2 separate regions of the Homo sapiens genome follow, and region 2 is linked to region 1. The links are chromatin contacts, found by Hi-C or POLR2A ChIA-PET in ENCODE. All regions are on one chromosome and are shown on one strand. The core of a region is the stretch at or near the end of the contact, and the rest is flanking DNA. Distances in the headings are between cores, read along the strand shown.

Region 1 (6,333 bases), core at 1-2,500:
GCCCCCTCCCGCCTCTGGGCTCCACATTCTGGCTGCTGACTCCCTCACACATGGCCTGGTGGAGCCCCTACCCATGCTGAGTGGGGCTGGGAAAATGGTGAATTTTCTAGAAAATTGTGAAAGCGCTGCCTACGAGAATGGCTGCCTGGGACACTCCAGCTGCAGGCCCTGGGGCAGTGCCCGTTTGGAAGGTGCAGAGTTTTCTGGAGATAAGCAAACATGAGTCAGGAGAAAGCGACAAACAGCTCACCCCTGCAGATTGGCTGCCAGGACGTGAGATGATCATGCAACGTCAAGCTAACAGCCTCAAATCTTTTTGAAATCGAGTGCCCAGTTGACAGTTAAATCAGTCCGGAGACACAACTTCTCTCCCTCTCAAAACATATACACACACGCGCACACGCGTGCACACACACACGCACACACACACACACTTGATGTGGATTGTGGGACCAGAGCATTCAGGACTTTACAGCTCTAAAGGACCTTCGAGCTCATTGAGCTCTTGACCACCTTAATGTCAAGAATCGCCCAAAGTACCCATTTAAAAGACAAATTCTAACCTCAGCCCATTCCAGGTCTCCAGAATTCTAAGGGAATCTCTAAAAATCTTCTCAAGAAGCTGGATGTTTTACCAGGTTCCTGAGAGATTCTCATCACATCAGAGTTTGTTCCTTCAGGGTTTTGGAACACTGAATCTAGACTAACCCCTTCATTTTATAAGCAACATTTTAGTGATCTACAACATTTGTGTGAGCTGCGCAAAGCCACACAGCAAGTTGGCAGCAGGGCAAACGTGGATTCCCAGCACCGGGCCTCTCTGTCACACCACTCTTCTGACCACATAGAAAAGGAAGGATGGAAGGAAATCAGAGTTACTGAGCGCCTGCCATGGGTTGGGGCATGCTGGACAATTCAGTAGTAAGAGCAAAGGGAACCCCCTGGGTGCCAAGTGCTGTGCAGGGCACTTTTCCTGCTTTTGGAATTTAATACTTATAGTAGCTCTTGGCTGGGAATGGTTACCCTCCTCACGTGCGAGATGAGGCAATGGGCACACAGGGGCTGGGCACTTCTCAGGACCCAGAGGCCCCAAGAGCTAGAGGCAGAATTTGAAGCTGGACCTCAGCTGGAACCTTGAGAGCCCAGGCTCTGAAGCACTGTGCTGCGTCAGCTCTCAGAGACGCACTTGATTCTGTTGCTGATTTCATCAAAAGCTCACAGAAACCTTGTGATGTAGGCGGCGTCTTGTAGAGTTGAAGAAGCCAAAGCCCGGGGTGACAACAAAACCTGCCCAAGATCACACAGCCAGCAAACCATGAAGGCAGATTCAGCCCGGGTCTATCTTGTGTCAAACCCACACACTCCTCACCACATGTGGCGGTTTCGGAAGCTCCTTCCTGGGGCTCCAACTACAGACTACCTCTTCTGACAGTCTCACCCCCGCTGTCCCAGCTCGAACCTTCACCCTCTTTGGGCAGTCTGCATCTGGGGGCCCCCTCACACCCAAGTGCTACTGTGTTTACACTTCTGTTTGTTCCTGAATTCTCTTCTGACCCTCAACTGCTTTGAAGTTCTACAGCCAGGCTCTGCACAGTTTTTGAAAAGCGGAAGACAGTAAATCTTGCAGGCTCTGGGGTCCAGACCATCTCTGTTGCGACCACTCAGCTCTGCCCTTGCAGTGTGTTTAGTTCAGCCATAGACAATTCGTGAATGCGTGAGCATGGTTCAGTACAGCTTTAGTTCATGAGCTGTTGTTTGCCCATTCCGATGTTCTAGAAGAATGCTGGGGATTTGAAATGCTGAAATTTTCGAATGCTGAAAATCCATTCGAGCAGATTTTTATTTGATTCTGCTCTTTATGGGACAGAAGACAAGTCTGTTTGGGAAGGCATGTGTTTGAAAAGAGCCTAAAGGTGTCTGACCATTGAGACCCTAGTGCCTAAAAATCTGGAAGAGACTGCCTAGTTCTCAGGGAATGTTCCTTCCTTCCTTTATTCATTCATAGACTAGTTTGGAACACCCGCCATGTGACAGGCATCGTGTTGAGCCTTGGTGAGACAGACAGGCAAGTCTTTGCAGAGCTTATAGCTCAGTTACTGCTGGGGCTGCCAATGTGATGACTAATAGCAAAGAGTGTAAAGAAGGACACGACTTAGTTGGGGGCTGGGGAAGACTTCCCAGAAGAAGCAATGGGTAAGCTGATTCCCCTGACTGGGAATCCAAGTGAGGGCAGAGACAAGGTACAGTGTAATCAATGCAGGGAAAGAAACATCAGGTGACAGGCTTTTACATGCCATTTTTAGAGAATATGTGCACTGCTGTATTGACCCTTTTGGGAGGGTCTGATTCTTTTAGACAACAGGAACATCCGCTTTTCCCACTGGCAGATGGATCAGGCTGTTGATCCTGTTCTGTGATCCAAATGGCTCAGTCTCCATACTGGGAGATGGGGAAGGTATAGCTGATGTTTTGTGTGAGTCGGTGAATTGTCACAGAAGTAGACAAAACCATGCAAAATTTCCATTTGTTTCTTTGGATTTACCTCTGAGCCGAGTCTCTCAGATCATTAGAAAAAAAAAAAAAAAACACCCCAGATCACAGAGTCTAATAGATAGAATGTTATCTTTAAGGCAACGCTTAAAACTCAATGTTCGTAATGTAATATTTATTTAAAACAAAATAGCTTAACTGTTTTTTTTTAAACGAAAAAATCTTACCTAATTAGTTCCTTGTTCTTTTGGCCCAAAAAAACTCAATTTTACTTTGTTAAAGAAAATATAAGAAATACCAACTACATGAGAAAGTTAAACTGATGTTTGATTCAAATACTAATTATTTTTATTTTTTAATTTTTAAAAAATTTTTTTCACAAAATTATTCACTCATTTTATACACATTTTTGAGCTCATACCATGTGCCAGGCATTGGGCTACAAAGATGAAAAAGACATCAATCCATTTTTATTTTTCAATATATTTCCCAGAACTTGTGTCATCTTAGGAGTGTCCGTGCTGCTGATTGGGCTCAGGGCACAGGTGCTGCTGGATGGTGTTTGGTGCTTTATGTGGTAACCTATTTCCCCAACAGGACATCATGGCTGCCAGGACGAAAGCGTATGCCAGTGGGCTGCATTGACCATGTGGCTTTGTGCATGTTTGGGGATGATTACAAGGATAATAGAGAGCATTTGGGGGACATTAGTGGCAGCACAGCACAAATGAAGCCAGTGCGTGGCCTGTCTCCTCCTTGCACGGTGCTTCTGGCTTTCTGCTGGTTAATACAAGATGCCATGGATAGATGCTCTTGGCAAATGTCCCTTGGGCTGCTGGCTGTTCACATTGCCCTTGAAATCTGAAATACACACCCTAGGGATTGAAAACTGCTGGAGGCTTCATGTTCATGGAGGGAAGCTGAGCTGTATTGGTGAGAGGAATGGCTGAAAATAAGTCCCTAGAGTAGCTTGGTGTGGAGTTTCTAAACAATTTCACATCCAGCAGGTTCCAGGAAGGGCACAAGGCTACCCAACCAGGTCAATGAAAGGAGGCCATTTGTTGAGTGAGGATGGGAAGGGATGGGCACCAAGGAGGGGCCTGCTGTGTGTGTGTTTGAGGGGGTGTGGGATGCAGAGGGAGGGGGAGGTACACCAGCCTGCAGTCTTGCATGACAGGGACTTGGAGAAGGGTCTCAAGGTCCTGATGTGAAGAGGATTGAAGCTGGCCTCAGAGGAAGCTAATCGTGGCATGAAGGAGACCCTGTGCTGGGGCCTCAGTGTGTGTTGTGGTTCTGTGGGGACAATTAGGGTTTCTGGGTTTCCTGAGCTGCAAAGCATCCTGCTCTCAACACCAGTGCACCAGGTGGCCCACGTCAGCGAGGCAGGAAGGAAAGGGCCCTTCACCCTTCCAGGTGTCTGTTTTACCCCCAGTTGTAGTTTCCAGAGCTCCAGGAGGTTTTTGCTTATGCCTAGTTTGCTGAACTTAGTACAGGAGGAGCCCATCCTGTGCATGTACCAACTACCAGGTTGGCAAATAGGTTTCATCCTGAGTGCCAATTCTGGTCAATGCAGGAGCTTCCTGGAGGACTTTGCTGAGACAGAATTCTTAGGCCACCTCTGGCCCTGCAGGAAAGAGGCTGTGATCAATTATTGATCCCTGCCAGGGATATGCCACCAACTTACCATCTCTATGACTCAGTTGTATTTCCCTAGACCCACTTGTGTAGACCCACGTGCTACCTAGACCTATGTGTGCAGTCTTGTGGGCACTCCATAAATACCTGTGAATGAAATTTAATCTACCTAGAGTGCCTCTCCTCTTGAGTGTCCAGTAGATTCTGTACTTCCTCAGATGGCTTAGCAGGTGAAAAGGGGAATATCCCTTTCGAGTTATCCTTGGAAACCTTATTGTTGGGCAGAGCAGGAAGGATGGGGTAGATGCCTTCATTCATTCTGCAGCTGTTTATTGAGTGTTCACTGTGGGCTGAACCATGGAGGCTGGGTGCTGGGGATACACAGTGTGTGCTGGAGCTGGGGACAGACTTGAGGCCCCCTCTCTCTGCTGAGGTAGAGAGCAGCGAAGGCACCTCACTGCTCAAAGGAGTCAGAGAAGTCTGTGCTTCTCAGTGGCTGAGGGGCTGGGGAGGAAGTCCTCTGCCAGAGCACGGGAACCTTGGCCTCAGGCCTGACAGGTGGCCCTTTTTACCACTGTTCTGCAGGCCTCCTGGGCTCCCTCTGGGGATGCTTGCAGCTTTCACTGAGCCAGTAAGCTCTTCTCTCGCCTGTGCACACTGGCAGAGGACTTGAAGTGCTTCCCAAAAATAAGCTGGTTGCCCCCGGGTCCTGCTAAGTTCTGGCAGTTCCAGAAGAAGCAGATAAAGAATGCAGAAGGTCCTCTGCCTTCAGTCTACCAGGTTGTCTCCCCTCCCCTCAGCCAGCCCCTTCCAAAGCCCACTGGGTAGGTCTGGTTTCTCATCCTCAGCACATGCAATCGTTAGATAAGAATGTTCCAAGAACCTGACTAGCAAGAGTTTCATTACCACTCATTTGGGTAAGTCATGATGTGCCTGTCCTTGTGATCAGCTCCTAAAAGCTCAGAATTTGCCATTTCATGCACTTAAAATGGTTAAAGAAGTGTTTTTGGGAAAACGCAGATGTTAATATTTCAAGTCACATAATAACTTTACAACTATCTTGTAAATACAAGTAGGAGCATTTTTGGTTTCATTTTGTATTCCGTTTACTGAAAAATTAAATAAATTAAAATCTTACCTGTTGAAACATGTATATGTGGATCTGTTCATGCACATTTATACCCTCATGTGTATAAGGAGCCACCATCACATGTGCTTATGCAGATGTCCATGTGTGAGTGTGCAGCGTACACACACACACACACACACACACGTCCTCATGCCCACACGCTAGCCTTTTGTTCTAGTTTCTGATCTTCTGTTATGGTTAGTTTGTAAAGAATTGTGTGTCCCACAACGTGAGGCTTGGAGACATAAGTGTTAGCTGCTACATCTCCTTAACGTATTTTTGTTTTCTCAATCTTCCTTTCATTACTCTAGATATTTGTCATACATTCAGTTACAAATTCATGGCCATCCAAAAGCTTCCCCAGGTATGTGTCCTTCTTCCTGCTTCTGGAGGCAGAGTGGTGTGGCAGGATGAGCATGGCCTTTGAAGTCACTCATGTCATTCACTGGACATGAATGATAAGCTGTGTGACCTTGGGCAGAGACTTAATCACTGGAGTCTCAGTCTCCCAATTAGTAAAACAGTGGTATGGCTGGGCACAGTGGCTCATGCCTGTAATTCCAGCACTTTGGGAGGCTCAGGCAGGCAGATTACAAGGTCAAGAGATCAAGACCATCCTGGCCAACATGATGAAACTTAGTGCCTACTAAAAAAAAAAAAAAATTAGCTGGTCGTGGTGGCACATGACTGTAGTCCCGGCTACTCGGGAGGCTGAGGCAGGGGAATCACTTGAACCCGGGAGGCGGAGGTTGCAGTGAGCTGAGATCGTGCTACTGCACTCCAGCCTGGTAACAGAGCGAGACTCTGTCTAAAAAAACAAAACAAAACAAAAAAAACCCAAACCCCAAAAAACAAAAAACAGTGGTATGCTGATGCCTGCCTCATGAGGTTGTGGTTAGGATGAAAAGAAGTGACATACATGAAATCAATGCTTCCTGCCTGCCACATGGGAGGGACTAGCCTCTTTCCCTCTGTAACCAGTAGGATAACTTCAATACTGTAGAGTAGAAGGGAGCCATAAAGGTCATGACCACCCCCACACCTGGCCTTCTCCAATCCTCTTAGTACCCCACACATAG
Region 2 (6,438 bases), core at 2,828-5,327, 40 kb after region 1:
TCTAGTTGGTTTTGGCAAAAAATAATGAGGCGAGGACATTTATTGAAAAAAATATAGGCTAGGCACAGTGGCTTACACCTGTAATCCCAGCACTTTGAGATGCCAAGGCAGGAGGATCACTTGAGGCCAGGTGTTTGAGACCAGACTGGGTAACATAGCAAGACCCTGTCTCTACAAGAATAAAAATTAAAAAATTATCCAAGTATGGCGGTGTGCACCTGTAGTTTCAGCTACGTGCTACTTGGGAGGCTGAGGCAGCAGTATCACTTGAGCCCAGGAGTTTGAGGTTATAGTGAGCTGTGATTACACCATTGCACTCCACCCTGTGTGACAGAGCAAGATGCTATCTCTAAAAAAAGGAATACTAGGGCACCTATAGAGGGCAAATTATTGAATAAGCAACTAACCTGTGGGAAGGACAGAAACCAGGGCCATGCTAAAGGCCTTAGTAGTGGGAATTTGTGACCCTTCTGTCTGGAACCCTGCTAGTAATGTGAATCAGCCTCAGTGAAAGTCAGGTTTAGTGTTTCTGAGGATAGAATCTGAAGTTGGCCCAGTTTAGAACTGGCATCTGACTACGGCCAGGGCAGGATTATGCAGTACAGAAAGGGTCTGCTGGGGGATGGAGGTAGTTGTGCAGCCTGTGTATCACAGGTTGTACCAAGAGAAGGGGCAGTTCTTGTGAGACAGGCAGCTTCCCCAACAAGTATCCACTTCAGTTTGGGAAATGAAGGTTATTTCCTCTGCTTCCTTCAATCATTTTGTCCTGCAATGTTTACCACTGTCTGTACACACTAGGACGCACTAGATAGCGTCGACTGACTGATTAAAACATTCATTATCTGAAAATAGGAGATTATTAGACTAGGTTCAAGACCAACATGGCTTTTGGATAGGAAGATACTGGTGATTTGGTAAGGGAGAAAAGAAAACAAGGAGTTGATTCTAAAATCCAGAAGTGATAATTAACAAAAAAATTATCAATGTGTGTGACTCTGAGGCTTTTCCTGGCATCCTTAGCTCCGAAAGAGCCCTCTGCTCTCTGAACTTCCACTCTTCTCACCCACATTGCTCATTTGACTCTGAGCATGGTTATCTGCCGTGCCCTGTACATTCCTACATAGAAGTTCCATCTCCCAAACCACACTACAGGATCCCCAGGGAGAGAATCCATGTCTTACATTTATTTTTTTTGAGATTCTCAATATATTTTAGTATCACTTAGGGCAGTTTTTATTCCCTGGCCTCTTGATTCTCCATTTGTACATGTTTATTTTCACAGGTGAGTTTTAGACTCTCTTTATCATATTAGCATATTCTTACAGTTTTTGTATCTCCAGTACCAAGCTGTTATCCCCTCATACACTAAACAGGTAATTAATGTACTTTGCTGAGGACAATATGATAAGCCATACAGAGGGGTTTGTCATAGACATAAATGGGAGAATTAAGTTTTTCTATTCACACCTTTTTAATTTAAAAAATGTTAACTTGACATAGCAATGACTGTGTAAAATTGATATTCCATTTAGAACAAGATTTAAATCATTACACAGGTAGAATTTGTTCTGTTTTTTATTCACCATTAATAAACACCATTAATAAAAACCAATTTCTGGTTTCCTTCCCTTCCTTCCTTCCTTCCCTTCTCTCTTTCTGTCCCCTTCCTTCCTTCCTTTTTTCTTCCTTCCTTCCTTTCGTTTTTCTTCCTTTCTTTCTTCCTTCCTTCCTTCCTTTCTTTCTTCCTTCCTTTCTTCCTTCCTTCCTTTCTTTCTTCCTTTCTTTCTTTCTTTCTTTCTTTCTTTCTTTCTTTCTTTCTTTCTTTCCTTTCTTTCTTTCTCTTTCTCTCTTTCTTTCTTTCTTTTCTTTCTTTCTTTCTTCTTTTTCTGTCTCTCTTTTCTTTCTTCCTTTTCCCTTCCCTTTTCCCTTTCCTTTCCTTTCCTTTCTCAGAGTATTGCTCTGTTGCCCAGGCTGGAGTGGTGCAGTGGTGCAATGCAATCGGCTCACTGCAACCTCCACCTCCTGGGTTCCAGCAATTTTCTTGCCTCAGGCTCCCAAGTAGCTGGGACTATTGTGCCACCACGCCCAGCTAATTTTTGTATTTTTAGTAGAGACAGGGTTTCATCATGTTGGCCAGGATAGTCTCAAACTCCTGGCCTCAAGTGATCAGCCTGCCTCGTCCTCCCAAAGTGTAGGGATTACAGGCATGAGCCACCACGCCCAGCCAATTTCTGGTTTTCTTTCAAGCTCATGCAGATAACACATTTCTAACTCTAAATTAGATAATGTCTATAAGAGATCTAGCAAGCTCCTTTGTACAGAGTAGGTACTCAGCAAATACCAACTAAAATATAGTGATTATAAAAATAACTCACAGTGAATCATTTTTAGGCTTAACCCTTTCATTTAAGGCCCTTTGGAGCTCTTTAACGTCTTGATTCCTGAAATCCTTTATAAGAAACTTTTATTTAGCCCAGTGGGTCTCAAAGGCTTGAGGCAGGGCTTGACCAGTAATCAGAACCCTCCTGAAGGTATTTTTTCTGATTCCTTTCCCCACCTTTTCCTTTCACTCTTTTGAGAATCAACAAGAATTATGTTCTCTCTCAGGTGCTCCATGTGGAAAAATATATTGAGATCACTTAGCCTTGTCTTTTCTTTCTTTCTTTTTCTAAACGAGAAACACTTAAAACTATATGTTTATGATTTACCTGAGGAAAGGCTGTCTTTTTTTTTTTTTTTTTTTTTTTTTTGCCTCTTTCCTGCTGTCAGATAAAAGCAGAACTGGAGAGAAAAATTATGTTGCAGGCAACATAGTCAAAATAGTTCCAGAGCTGTGTTGCTAACCCAGCTTAAAGTTTCTCTTTGCCCCAGACTTTTTTTCTTCTAAGAAAAGCCTCTATTCTAAGAGACTTGCTCTTCTTAGAATAGCACCGGCAGACATAGAGCAGTTTACAGCTTGCCTTTTTATAAAGACAGCCCATTTTCAAGAGGAAGAATAAGGAAGGAAGGGTCTAAAGACAGTGTCTGGGCTCAGATCGCACATTCCTACCTCCTAGCTGTATGATCTCTCTCGGCCTCAGTTTTCCATCTGTAAATGGAGATAATACTAGCTTCTATTTTATAGGGTTATTAAGAATTTAAAAAGCACTTGGCACATAATAAATACTCAATATATATTAGTTCACATTATTTTATTTTTATTTGAGACAGAGTCCCGCTCTGTCACCTAGGCCAGCGGAGTGCAGTGGCACGATCATAGTTCACTGCAGCCTTGAACTCCTGGGCTCAAGCAATCCCCCCACCTCAGCCTTCCTAGTAGCTGGAATCACAGGCATGAGCCATCATGCTCAGCTAATTAATTTTTTTTTTTTTTTATAGAGACAGGGTCTCACTACGTTGCCAAGGCTAGTCTCAACTCAAACTCCTGGGCTCAAGCGATCTTCCCATCTCTGCCTCCAAAAATGCTGGGATTACAGGCATAAGCCAACACACCTGGCTGCTCTCATTATTTTTAATGGACATCTAATTATTGAAAACTTGCTATGTGCCAGCCACTGTGTGTGTACGTGTGTGCGTGTGTGTGCACATAGTATGTGTACAGATACCCACATACTATGTAATATTTATTTATTGTGAGTCTGCCCTAATCTTCATGGAGGAAGGTTCTTAGCCTGTTTTACTCACTGCTGTATTCTTGTACATGGAACAATGCCTGAGACATAGGAGGCATCCCAAAATATTATTATATTATATATATATATATATATATATATGTGCATATATACACATTTATATTCACACGCATACAGTTATATATACACACATATATCTATATATACACCCATATGATTACACACATACACATACATAATTAAAAATGCATTTTCTTGCCAGAAATCTTGATACTAAACTAGGAGTCCAATTAGCTAGCCAAGAGCAGATTATGAGAGATTTGGTTAGCACAATCCAATTTCAGGAAATATCTTAGTATATAAATCCTGAGGTTTCGAGAAGGTAGAGAAGAGGTTAACACAGCAACTCTGACGGAATCGAAGAGGAGGGAGTGGGAAGTTGTTTCCAGTGAGATGATGCTGAGGGAGGAAGAGAGACAGGGGAAGCTGCCAGACCAGAACTGGGGAATCTGGGTTGTTAGAGCGTTGGTGCTGATTGGCTGATTGGTGGCGGTCACAACCACCCTGATTCCTCCCTCCAGCGGGGCTGCCCTGGGTTCTCACAGAGTTTGTTTGGGAAGGGGGTGAAGGCGGGTTTGCACCCTTTGCTGGTCATTTCCAGGGCTTTCTCTGGACCCTGCATCTAGTGAAGCAGTAGCTGCTTCTCTCTAGCCATCCAAAAGTTGCTTTTCTGTTTACGTCAGTTTGCTCTGTTTCCCAGAGCTCTGGGAATTGCTTTAAATGACAATTTCTGGACATTGTAAGTCCTTTGCTGAGTCACTGCTGAAGAACTTTCCGGCAAAGTAGTCTGAGACTCCACTGACTAAGGCAACAGGCTACAGCACTAGAGCCCTAGCAACAGGCCTAAACTAAACAGAAATGGATTTTGAGGCTGCTAAGTGCTTAACATGGGGGAGAAAAATCCCAGGTATCCCTGACAGCTGAGCCACCCACTCTCAATCTGGAACAGCCTTCCCCCATGTCCTTTATTCCCAGGAGTCACAGGCTGCAGAGACCTCCAGCTGCAGGGCTCCCCTAATGCTCTCAGTTTCTCCTGGGGCTTCCAGGAGAGCAGAACCCCCACTGGCCTGCCCATCCACTTCTCCATCCTGGTGTCCCTGGAGACAGTCTAAGCATAAATGCTCAAACCAAAGAATGTGAGGGGCTGGCATGGATCACTTAATGTGCTATCTGCTCTTTGGAGAAATGGCAGAGATCCACATAAAATGTAGCTTAGCAATCACATACTAAGCCAGTAGATATCTAATAATGTTAGTCCGGCTCATTTGGGAATTTTTGAGGCTTAGGAGTATTCAGCATAATTCCATTTGTTTAGCAAATTGATGATGTAGAAAGAGAGATTCCTATCCACTTAAACAGTAAACTACTTTGGCAGCAAGCTTTCATACAACAACAATTATAAGCAAATTACAAATGGTTTTATCTATTTGGCAATGGTGAGCCTTTAAAATGAGCTCATTTATGTAAGCATTCATTCATTAAAAACATAGTGAGAGCTTGCTATGTGGAAAGCTGCTAGGCAAGTGGAGAAGGCTGATCTCCATTAGAAGGAATGAGTATTTACTTTGCTGCACATAATGTTGGGTGCTTTTCCAATCTTAGCATTTAATCTTTGCAACAACTTTGTGAGGTAGGCATGGCAAAGACTGGTATTTGTTCCCCCATATTCATTCTTAGCTTTATTTTGGTAACAGAACCTTCCTACTCTGAGTTTTGGTAGTATATGTGGCTTCCCAGTTATTGCTGAATAGGATGACTGAAGAATCAGAGGCCTGGGATTGCTAAGCCTTTCTCAGCCTCCCTTGTAGCTAAGTGTGGTCATATCATTCTAGTCAATAGGATTTGAACAAAAGTGACTGTGCAACTTTAGGGGTGAAGTCCTTATAAAAGGAGCTATTTTCTCTTTGCTTGCCTTCCTGGGATCTAGAAAGAGATATGGTTGTGGAGCTGATGAGTAAGCTTTAGTTTATCTGGGCAATGGCAGAGCAATGAACAAAAAGAAGCTGGGGCCATGGATGGCTTGGGAGAATAGAGTCTCCTGTCTGTCCTCATCTGTCTGTCCATCACCTTGTCATTATGTGAAAGAACAAAGGTCTTATCTGAGTCTTTCTCTTTAGGGGATCTCCTTGCTTCATAAGCCTAATTTCTACAGTTCTAATATAGTAATAAGAAAGCTACCCTAATGATGAAAAATGTAAAGAAGTTAGGCAAATGTTCTGAAATCTCTAAGGAATTATATGGCAGAGCCCAGACTCAGACTCAGGTCTGCTGTGTTCTGCTACATCATGTCACCTTCCTTAAAATAAGCAGACAGACACAATGTGAACCCCCTGGGTTTCTCAAGAAAAGGAGTTCTGCTGTTGCTGCCATGAGATTTTAGTGGTTCATCTTTCAAAACGTCTACCAGAAGGGGGAGGCTCCCACCTTTATTGAATACCTACTGTGTACCAGGAACCCTGTTGTACACTTTACGTGTGGCATTGCACTGAAGACACAAATGCACACAAATGCTGCTCTCAAACTACGCAAAATGACATGTACTTAAATAGTTCCACATGAGAGACAGAGAGTGCTAAGTGAGTGCAGAGGAAGGAGAGGATGTACCTGGCTGTGTGGGATTGGGAACAGCTTCAAGAAGGAGGTGGCACTGGATTTGAGTCTTGCAGAATAGGTAGTATTTGGGGGACAAGGCATTGCAAGTAGAGAAAACACCATGAGCAAAGGATGAGGAGCAGGAGAGCACTAG

What was found. Hi-C counts contacts between places; a loop is a spot of excess contacts on that map. ChIA-PET counts read pairs that join two places held with the same protein, here RNA polymerase II (POLR2A). Pooled maps may share reads with other maps.
Region 2: POLR2A ChIA-PET joins it to region 1 with 21 read pairs in activated naive CD4-positive, alpha-beta T cell. The contact joins two enhancer-like sites. A Hi-C loop is called at or near these places in 1 of 168 maps with a recorded cell type or tissue (heart left ventricle), 1 of 37 single-sample maps with no recorded cell type and 2 of 50 pooled maps. POLR2A ChIA-PET finds 5 or more read pairs at or near these places in 7 of 52 experiments (AG04450, OCI-LY7, PC-9 and 4 more).

What each region holds. Positions count from the first base shown.
Region 1 is chr1:117,655,086-117,661,418 of GRCh38, forward strand. No RefSeq gene overlaps it. Among named protein-coding and RNA genes, the nearest start is that of TENT5C, 52 kb to the left of the region's middle. RefSeq lists enhancers at 1-87, 906-975, 1,126-1,235, 1,596-1,735. Within about 2 kb of position 1,251, at least 13 of the 41 ENCODE cell types and tissues checked have a DNase peak (open chromatin) inside an H3K27ac peak, as active enhancers do.
Region 2 is chr1:117,691,839-117,698,276 of GRCh38, forward strand. No RefSeq gene overlaps it. Among named protein-coding and RNA genes, the nearest start is that of TENT5C, 89 kb to the left of the region's middle. Within about 2 kb of position 4,078, at least 10 of the 41 ENCODE cell types and tissues checked have a DNase peak (open chromatin) inside an H3K27ac peak, as active enhancers do.